2 separate regions of the Homo sapiens genome follow, and region 1 is linked to region 2. A link is an interaction called in ENCODE POLR2A ChIA-PET data of the cell type or tissue named here. Cell type or tissue: Caco-2. All regions are shown on one strand. Links, peaks and the distances in the headings refer to the core of each region. The heading gives the core; the rest is flanking DNA.

Region 1 (5,433 bases), core at 958-3,457, 260 kb before region 2:
TATAAGAGGCAAAAGAGTTTAGAGTCCTAGCGAGAACTGTATCCAAACCCTAACAGCCCAGGCATCCAAGGGCCCAAGGGGCCTATACGTTTCTCCCCTACTCTCCTCTTCCATCCTTTTCTTCTCAGCTTGGTTTTGGAGTGCTAAAGCCACAAGAGGAGAGGTTCTACAAGGTCAGATGTCACAGGGAGATCTTATTGATGCACCTCTTTCTCTAATGCAGCCCAATTCCCAGTGCCTGTGATGTATTTGCAGTGGCTACAGTACAAATGAGATTGGAGGGCCTTGAGAAAAGAGGCCTAGAATGATAAACAGGTTATAGTCCTTGTATATTTATTCTGGCTTTGAAATATGAAAAGGCCTGAAACTCAATATTGTCCATTATATCATTTATGAAAAAGAAAACCCAATGCGTGTGTGTGTGTGTATGTGTGTGTGTGTGTGTGTGTGTGTGTGTGTGTAAATGCATAAAGAAAATGGTTACCTTTTGGGAAAGAAAGGGTAATTAGACAAGAGTAAAGGCAGACTCTTAAGTGTATATATAGAGAGATAGATAAACACACACTTTTTTTTTTTTTTGAGACAGAGTCTTGCTCTGTCACCAGGCTAGAGTACAATGGTGCAATCACGGCTCACTGCAACCTCTGACTCCCTGGTTCAAGTGATACTCCTGCCTCAGCCTCCTGAGTAGCTGGGATTACAGGCGTGCACCACCACACCCAGCTAATTTTGTATTTTTAGTAGAGATTGCATTTCACCATGTTGGTCAGGCTGGTCTCAAACTCCTGACCTCAGATGATCTGCCCGCCTCAGCCTCCCAAAGTGCTGGGATTACAGGTGTGAGCCACCACACCTGGAGGTTAAGTTTCTTAAACCCTCCAAGTCTCAATTTTCTCATCCATAAAATGATTTGTTATAAGAATGAGGGGTAAATGCTAATAACATAGGCAAACACCTAAAACAGTGTTTAATGCAATACAATGGTAATTATTATTGGTACTTTTATCATCATTATTGGTTCTTTCTATAATTGATAATTCTTCTTACTTTTTTTTTGAGATGGAGTCTCACTCTGTCGCCCAGGCTGGAGTGCAGTGGAGCAATCTTAGCTCACTGCAACCTCTGCCTCCCAGGTTCAAGTGATTCTCTTGCCTCAGCCTCCCGAGTAGGTGGGACTACAGGCATGCAGCACTATGTCCGGCTAATTTTTTTGTAGTTTTAGCAGAGACGGAGTTTCACCGTACTAGCCGGGCTGATCTCGAATTCCTGACCTCGGATGATTCACCTGCCTCGGCCTCTCAAAGTGCTAGGATTTCAGGATTTCAGGTGTGAGCCACGGCAGCTGGCCTCTTCTTACCTTTTTCTGTTGCTGTTTGTTTCCAAAACCTCTTCGAAATGCATTATCTTCTTGTGTTATCAATTCTCCTCAGCTTCTAATCATCAATCACTTTATGGTAAAGATACAAAACATCTAAATAAAAATAATTTTTAAATTCAATTGTACTTTCCCATTTTACAAAAAAAAAAGTGTTACACAGCATGTGTGCCTTCTGTGATTTGTACTGGGATAGAACCCGGATTTTGTCTTTACCTGGAATACAAAGATGATTATTGAAATGCAGGCTCCAAGGAGCTCCTAGTCCAGTGGAAATGATAGATAGCAGATATTGCTAAGTACTTGTTCAGAGATGTCTGAAACTGCCTTTCTTTCTCATTGCTGTGTGGGAGACTGTCATACTCCCTTATTAGGTATGGCATTTAGGCAGGAAACTTCAATTGGAAGTAAAACCCCCTGATTTCTGAGAGCAGTCAGAGGGTAGCTCCTGCCTGCCTTCCCAGCTAATTGCCTTCCATTAAGATAGTGAGTGGGTACAGGACAGGGAAAGGAGACAAGTAACTAAAGATAAGCATGAGGAATTAGGAGCAGAGGATGCCAGGGAGTGAAGAAGAGGAAGCAGTGTAATTAAAAGAGGCAGTAGAGGGATGTTGGCGGGACTAAGCAAAATGACTGAGGGTCCAGGCTCTGGAATCAAAATGCTTGGGTTCATATCCAGCTCCTTTACCTATGAAGTCTTTGACCCTAGACAATCCTCTTGATCATGAGTATCTCTGTTTTCCTTATCTGTAAAACGGGGGTCATAAATTACTATCTTCATAGGGTTGTTGTGAGAATTAAATGAGATAATAGATATAGAACAGACAGAGCCTGGGATACAGTAAATGCTTAACAAATATTGACCCGCTTTATGTTAGTGGAAGATGTCTAGGGTGATGCTCATTGTTTTGGGCATAGTTAGCCAGGTAAGACAGCCCTCTAGGAGAACCTGTGTGACTCAGCCACATGGAGGACACAGACAACAAGCTGCCTGCATAGCTCTTTGCCTTCCACCTCCAAGAGAGGAGGAGAGTTGTTTGCCTTGCTTCTTGCTCTACCCACAGCAGCTAGAATAGTGTCACTCACTGTGCAGATACTTAGTAGATACTTATTGAATTAGTGATATATGAATGCATACCTAGAAAGGGTTTAATGCCTTATCCATCAGGAAAACTGCTACTATTTCTTCGAGGCATAATTAAAATTATTTGAACTCCTCTCATCTATCCCTCCAGAACCCCCAGAAAGTTAGGCACTTCTGCCTCTGCCTTTATTTACTCATATATCTTTATTTATTTATTTTTTTGAGAGTCTCACTCTGTTGCCCAGGCTGGTGTGCAGTGGTGTGATCTCGGCTCACTGCAAGCTCCACCTGCCAGGTTCACACCATTCTCCCGCCTCAGCCTCCTGAGTAGCTGGGACAACAGGTGCCTGCCACCACACCCGGCTAATTTTTTGTATTTTTAGTAGAGACGGGTTTCACTGCGTTAGCCAGGATGGTCTCGATCTCCTGACCTTGTGATCTGCCCGCCTCTGCCTCCCAAAGTGCTGGGATTACAGGCGTGAGCCACCACGCCCGGCCTATTTACCCATATATCTTACATTATACTTTTATTTTAATTTCCATACATATCTTCCCTATTAGATAGGAAATCACAGAGGCACAGATTGTCTTTTAACCTTTGACACAAGAATGCCTTGCAAGGAACTAAACATAAGTTTTGTCTCCTCTGCTTTGGGAGGCCTTGGGGCATGAATTATTGAGACACAAAAGCTAATTGCCTCTCAGGAGGTGATAGATGGGAATCCTGGAATTTGGAGTTTGGGATTCATGGCAAGCTTTCTAAATCCTATTGCCAAGGAAGGAGCTTTTGTGTCTAAAGGTCAACAGAAAACTGCTGCCAGGAGAGGTGGCCCTGGAGACCACCTAGATAGTCACTTTAGCTGAGGGCATGAAAGGGCCTTTTGTCTGTGAGAAATATGAATATAGCACTTTTGTATTTTTACAGTTGAAATGGAAAGTGGGCTGGCCTCTGGTTTTGCAGTCTGCGAGGTGCTAACACTTCAGCCAGTCTGAGTGAAGGTGGGGTGATGGTGGGGATTGAAGGGGAATGGTTTTATGTGATGCAAAGGACTGAGCACTAAATGCTGCAGACTGGGAGATCCAGCAAGGGACATTCTCTGTTGATCATGGCATCAAAAGAATGGAGTCTCTCATGAAGACACCTTCCATCAAAGTACCACACTAGCTGATGTAGTAAACTGGATCAGCAGCAGTGTCTGACACTGAGCTGCTGCAGGGCCTGGCTGACAGTGGAAGGCCAACTTTCAACAGCAACACTATGAGGCATGCAGGAAAAGCAGTGGGTGCTTGGATATCAGGGCTTACCTTAACTTGAAGCAGAAATCAAATGGATCTCCCAGTTGGAATGTGTATACCCTCCAGGGTTCTCAGAAGAGCTAGAAGAAGGGAAAGGGGTCCTAAAAAAGAGACAAACCTAACATCAGGGGACTCAAGTCACTTTTCATTTAAATAGGAAAATTGTATATGCTGTCATAATTCTACCTTGAGTGTTGAGGAGTTGACACCAGCTACATGTCAGTGGATCGACTTTGGTTTCCACCATACTACTTGGCACATGATGGGGTTCATTACCTGGTTGGAGTACTAACAAATGGATACATGGAATGTGGCTATAAAATGATCAATAAGATTTCCACAAATTCGATTGGGAACCCATTTCGGTTTTCTTTTATATTCTGCAAACCCATGAAACAGGTTACTAAGATACAAAGACTGTGTTTTATGGTGTGCTCCATATACATATACCCAGTCTACCTGGACGCACCAGATGGTGATTAAAGAGGAGGTCAGGTTTACCTTGTAATGTCCAAATTACTGTGGCTCAAACTTTCATCTCATCTAATGACAGAAAATCCTATCTTTTATGAGGCCCTCTCCACAAGTAGGTCTTTGTACCTCCCAGTCAGTCCCATGTTCCACAAACCCATACTGCCCTAGCTGTCCCTGTGGTGGCAGATTGCTCATCGTAGCTCCACCACTGTCACCCCTCATCTCCCACAACCTCAGGATTGATGCCACTGCAGCTATGCTGGTCTCAGGGGGAGAAAGGCTTTTCTTCCCTTTACTAGATGATCCCAAAGGTGGACACAGACCCTTTAATTTCCCACAGCATGACGAAGACCAAACTGCAATATGTATCATTATTTTGCAGAACGTTTAAGGATATGAGAAAGGAATTATAAAACTGACAAACAAAAATGTCTACTAATTCTGAATGTTCTCAGAGTCCACAAGCTAGAGCATAGGCTGCCTTGGGCTCTTAAAGCAGCAGTCCCCAACCGTTTTAGTACCAGGGACCGGTTTTGAAGAAGACAATTTTTCCATGAATGGTGGTGGGAGAGGGTTTTGGGATGAAACTGTTCCACCTCAGATCATTAGGCATTAGATTCTCATAAGGGGCCCGCAACCTAGATCCCTATCATGCACAGTTCACAATGGGGTTCCAGCTCCTACGCTGCTGCTGATCTGACAGGTGGTGGAGCTCAGGTGGTAATGCTTGCTTGCCTGCCGCTCACTTCCTGCTGTGCAGCCTGGTTTCTAATGGGCCACGAACTGCTACTGGTCCACAGCCCAGGAGTTGGGGACCCCTGTCTTGGGAGTGTCTCCCTATTCTCAAACTTGGGCCTTCTGGCAGTGTCTGTTTATCTTTTCCCTTCAGGGGCAACCTCCAGTGAGTTTGCTCTGCTAAAAGTCCAGGCCTCAATCTCCAGGAGCCCAGGAGAGGACCACATTTCTCCCTCTGTCTCTCTAGTCTCAGGCCTGCCTCCCATATCCTCTTTTCCTGTTTATTTCCTGTGGGTAAACTCCAACCCTCCCCCATTCATGGGGTCAGGCCTCTCCCTACGGTCTCTGTGATATCACCATGTAAAAGCAAAATATCCAATGGGGCATATTCTCCAAAATCTGCATTTGAATATTACTGTGTATGACAGAATAGCAGGCCAGTCTTTTAGCATTAAGCCTAGCCCAGTCC
Region 2 (5,433 bases), core at 980-3,479:
TCAACTCCATGTCCTCATATTCTCATATTAAAGAAGATTAAACAAGATAAATATCATTTGAGCCAGGTGTGGTGGCTGATGCCTGTAATTCCAGCAGCTCAGGAGACTGAGGCAGAAGGACTGCTTGAGGCTAGGAGTTCAAAACCAGCCTGGGCAACATAGCAAGACTGTGTGTGTGTGTGTGTGTGTGTGTGTGTGTGTGTGTGTGTGTTTATATATTTATATATGTGTGTATATATATGCATATATATTTATATATATGTATTATATATAGATAAGATGATTATTAAGTTAACTGGTTTCTGAAGAACTCTTTTTTCCCCCTAAGGAGTTCTAAGAGACATCTTTTGTATTTCTAGAGCAAATAAATTTTAACTTCTTTTTTTGTTTTATTATTAAATTAATATTTTGTTGTAATATTAAATGAATGAATATTTGAGATGCCCTTGTGTTTATGTTCAGACCCCTGCAATTTTTCTGTTAAAATAAAAAAGCATGTGAAGTGTTACTATGACATTTGGCAATTTTATTTCAAAGAACTAAATATAAAAATGTTATTTTCTTCTCTTCTGCGGCATGGTTGTCTTTTGTGTTTTCACTTTATTTTCCTCTTTATCCTCTTGGAATTTAGACTCTGAAGCTTGAATTTCCTTCCTTTTTTTCAACAAAGTGAGATGCAGAAAAAGGCATGGCATGAAGTCAAAAGTAAATTCCTATACTTAAGTGCTAGCAACCATTACAGACTTCTTGAGACCAAAGCCTGCCTATCAGATGCTTATTGGTTGGGTGACCATATGTTCTAAGGCAAGGGCTCTTGACTAACTTTAAAGAGGTTGAATTTTGATACCCTGTTGCCAAAAATTAAAAAAAAAATAACCAAATATATCACCCTGTGTATTAAGTATTTGTCTGGCAGGATACTGAAAACCTAAAATATAGCCCACACATGCAAACTTGTTGGAAGACAAAGTACATTTTTTAGCAAGTTAGAGTCTCAGAATAAGAAAAGCCAAACTAGTCTGGATTTTATTATTTATTATTTATTATTTTTATTTTTTTGAGATGGAGTTTCACTCTTGTTGCCCAGGCTGGAGTACAGTGGCGCGATCTCAGCTCACTGCAAACTCCTCATCCTGGGTTCAAGCAATTCTCCTGCCTCAGCTCCTCAGTAGCTGGGATTACAGGCTCCCACCACCACGCCCAGCTAATTTTTTGTATTTTTTAGTAGAGACGGGGTTTCACCATTTTGGCCAGGCTGGTCTTGAACTCCTGACCTCAGGTGATCCGCCCGTCTAGGCCTCCCAAAGTGCTGGAATTACAGGCATGAGCCACCGCGCCTGGCCGCTAGTGTGGATTTTAACATTGTCCTTCTGCCTTCCTCTACTGCCAAGCTCCAGAAGGACCCCAACCATGTAGCATGGAAGAGAAAATTATTTTTTGCATTTTAAAATCAGAGTATTGCTTTTGACTCAGCAGGATTTCAAGTTACATATGCAAAGGAAAATATAAAATTATAAAGACTGGACACTAACGCACATAAATCCTATGTTGAGTGAGTAGTTTTGAGATTTTTATAACTCTTTTATTATAAACATTTAATCCTCAATACATTGTTCTTGATCATTTTCTCTGTTTCAGACTGTATAATATTCTTTAGTTTTCATAACAGTCTTATATAGTAAGTAATAGTATCTGATTTTACATTTGAGGAAACTGAAGTTCTGTGATGTCAAGTACTTAACCAAAACTGGCCAATTTTTAGAACTTGAGTTGTAACTGCATCAGAATTTGATTTCTGAGAGCATCAAAGCTCTGATCAGGTCTTCTTACTTTAATCTTAGACTTTTAGCCAATTTTGTTACTCTAGTACATTACTATCAAAAGTTTATATATATATATATATACACACACATATATACTTAAGTTTATATAAGAGTGTTTGTGTGTGTGTGTGTGTGTGTATTCACTGGGAGAGATTTCATTGAATGTAACGCATAGAATTTTATATTCATAAGTTATACAAAACTTCTTTTAGTGTGTTTGTGAATTTTTTTTTTTTTTTTTTTTTGAGATGGAGTCTAGCTTTGTCACCCAGGCTGTATCGCGGTAGCGTGATCTCGACTCACTGCAACCTCTGCCTCCCGGGTTCCAGTGATTCTCCTGCCTCAGCCTCCCAAGTAGTGGGGATTACTGGCATGCGAGGCCACCATGCCTGGCTAATTTTTGTATTTTTAGTAGTGACAGGGTTTCACCATGTTGGCCAGGCTGGTCTTGAACTCTTGACCTCAGTTGGTCCGCCTGCCTCGGCCTCCCAAAGTGCTGGGATTACAGGCGTGAGCCACTTTACCTGGCTTTTTTTTAAAAAATAATTTAATATTTATGGAACTTTGGAGTAGGAGAATAAAACTGCAGAATTTATATTATGAATTTTTAGGATTAATAAAATTTTGAAGGTTTCAATATATGTATTTTTTACCCAACATTTCTTACCCAGAAGTATTGCTAACATTATGTAAAAACAAGATTTTTTTGAGACCGAGTCTCGCTTTGTTGCCCAGGCTGGAGTGCAGTGGTGTGATCTCAGCTCACTACAACCTGCACCTCCCGGGTTCAAGCGATTCTTGTTCCTCAGCCACCTGAGTAGCTGGGATTACAGATTTGTGCCACCATGCCTGGCTAATTTTTGTATTTTTGTAGAGATGAGGTTTCACCATGTTAGCCAGGCTGGTCTTGAATTCTTGGCCTTAAGTGATCCACCTGCCTTGGCCTCCCAAAGTGCTGAGATTACAGGTGTGAGCCACTGTGCCTGGCCCAAAAACAAGATTTTTAAAAACGTGAAACTGCCGTATTGGATCACATTTGCTGTACTCTGAGAATAAGCAGTAGTAAACAACTCTGTTTTTGTTTTTTGTTTTTTTTTGAGACAGAGTTTTGCTTTTGTCCCCCATGCTGGAGTTCAGTGGCACAATCTTGGCTTACTACAACTTCCACTTCCTGGGTTCAATCAATTCTCCTGCCTCAGCCTCCCTAGTAATTGGGATTACAGGCGCCCACCACCACGCCTGGCTAATTTTTGTATTTTTAATAGAGACAGGGTTTCACCATATTGGCCAGGCTGGTCTCGAACTCCTAACCTTAGGTGATCTGCCCTCCTCAGCCTGCCAAAGTGTTGTGATTACAGGCGTGAGCCACCATGCCCGGCCAACTCTTAACATAAAATGTTACTTTTATAAATTAGAAAGACTTTAATTGTCTACCCTGTGACCTAAACTTGCTTCTTAATGATACTCTGGAGTCAGTCACTTTCTAATAGATCTATAGATGATTTAAAACATTTTATCTATTTTTCCCTTGTAATGCATAGCTATGATTATGTCATTCTGTTCAGAAATCCTCTGTGATTTCCTATTGCCTTCAGGACAGTCTAAATTCTTGGACCAAGTCCTTCCATTGTCTAGCCTTGCTCTACCTGTATAGAATTCTCTTCACTCAACTCAAGCTATGGTGATGTTCCTCAGGCTTTTACCTTGTATCCTTTGCTAGCCTTTGCATCCTTACTGTTACCTCTATACTAAAAAATTCAGTCTGCACAAATGATATCTTTTCCCTAAAACCATCTTTGATTCTTTAGTTTTGAGCAATTTCTTTATTCTTTGAATTTCATAAAGTGTAATGTGTTTCATAACACATATACATTTGTAATCTCTAAAATATATAATTTTTTACCTCTAGTTCTGTTACTGATTCAGGCAAATTTTCGTTCTTTTTTTTTTTTTGAGACAGAGTCTCACTCTGTCACCCAGGCTGCACGATTTTTGCTCACTGCAACCTCCATCTCCCGGGTTCAAGTGATTCTCCTGCCTCAACCTCCCTATTAGCTGGGATTACAGGTGCCTGCCACCACGCCCAGATAATTTTTGTATTTTTAGTAGAGACAAGGTTTCACCACATTGCCACATTGCCCAGGCTGGTCTCGAACTCCTGACCTCAAGTGATCTGCCCGATTCGGTCTCCCAGAGTGCTGGGATTACAGGCATGAACCACATAATTTTCATTCTTTGAAAATTAACTTTGAGTTATAATTTATATACAATAAAAATATACACATTTGAAGAGTATACTCTATGAGTTCTATGAGTTTTGACAAATGTAACCACCCCCAAGGTCAAATTCAGAATATTTTCATCATTCTTTAAAATTTCTTTTGTGCATTTTTTTGTAGTCGGTTTCTATCTCTCCTCTCATCCCTGATAGCAGGAACAGATGGATCTGCTCTCTGTCACTTTAGATTATGAAACTTTTTTCTAGAATTTCACACCAGTGGAATCATACAGTATGCACCTTTGTGTCTGGCTGCTTCTCAGCATTTTTTTTTTTTTGAAATTCATCTATTTTGTTGAGTGTATTAGTAGTTTGTTCTTCTTTATAGCTGAGCAGTATTTTATTATATGGATATGCCACAATTTGTTTATGCATTCACATGTTGATGGACTCATTTCTAGTTCAGGTCATTTTTTTTTCATTTGGCAATTTATATCACATGTACCATTATCCTCAATTAGTAAATGATTGTGTACTAGTATGATTATATCAGTTTGTATCTTTGGAGGAAGGCCTGTAGTGATACATCTTTTAGATCATGGTGTTAATTTCAGGGGAGATGGTGTGTCTACTTCTTTTTTTCTGTCTGTGGCTCACTGTTTCACCTTAGAGTTTAAGCCTATGAGCTTGCTATGGGTAGGAACTGTTAAATTTTTCTTGTAGTCTCAGTGTGTAAGACAGCAACTGCTATACCCTCATCTTTGTAGTTGTGTTTGTTTTAGTAATAGCAGCAGCAGTAGTAATAATAAATAACATTTCTTGAGTGCTTAGTACAATAATCACATGATGTAGGTCCTATTATTTGCATTTTACAGGTGGAGAAACAGGCTCAGAATGTAAACAACTTGCTTCTCTGAATCTATAGCCCTCGCTTTTAACTCTACTGCCTCAGTGCTTAATAATTGCTTGTTGAACAGATATATGATTGTGTAAATGAATAATATTTGCTTCATAGATCTGTGGACATAGTGGTAATTACAAAAAAGTATATTGCTTACTCCACCTCATGTAACTTATTGGTATAGTCTTGGCTTTCATCATTCTTCCCTGTCCCCACAATACATTAATGATGTGACTTTATTATTCACATACACACAGAACAATATCTAGAACGACATTATAGCTGACTGAAATGAGGTTACTCTTTGTGTCAGAGACAGCCTGGATGAATGCCTGAGTGAATAGTGATAAATAAGCAGACCTTTATTATGTGGAGGCATCAAGATTTTGTGATTAGTTTGTTAAAACAACTAGTATTAATTACCTGAATTTTATAGTTTAATTAAGTTTGATATTTTATGTAGGCATCTTTACTTAGTTGTAATTTTGAAG

The links. ChIA-PET counts read pairs that join two places held together with the same protein. Peaks named below come from ENCODE experiments on the same cell type or tissue, not always from the same donor. Only the 100,000 strongest peaks of a DNase experiment are listed, where the experiment ranks them.
Region 1: POLR2A ChIA-PET joins it to region 2 with 5 read pairs; 3 of 35 experiments call an interaction of 5 or more read pairs at or near these places.

What each region holds. Positions count from the first base shown.
Region 1 is chr11:87,014,565-87,019,997 of GRCh38, forward strand. It overlaps LOC105369422 (a long non-coding RNA gene), which reads right to left. Exons shown (of 5, transcript XR_007062827.1): 2 at 3,765-3,856; 3 at 1,358-1,447. Among named protein-coding and RNA genes, the nearest start is that of TMEM135, 21 kb to the right of the region's middle. In Caco-2, for the core only: no CTCF peak of the experiment used is centred there; a DNase peak (open chromatin) is centred at 2,345.
Region 2 is chr11:87,274,619-87,280,051 of GRCh38, forward strand. All of the region lies in intron 6 of TMEM135 (transmembrane protein 135), which reads left to right. Among named protein-coding and RNA genes, the nearest start is that of TMEM135, 240 kb to the left of the region's middle. In Caco-2, for the core only: no CTCF peak of the experiment used is centred there; no DNase peak of the experiment used is centred there.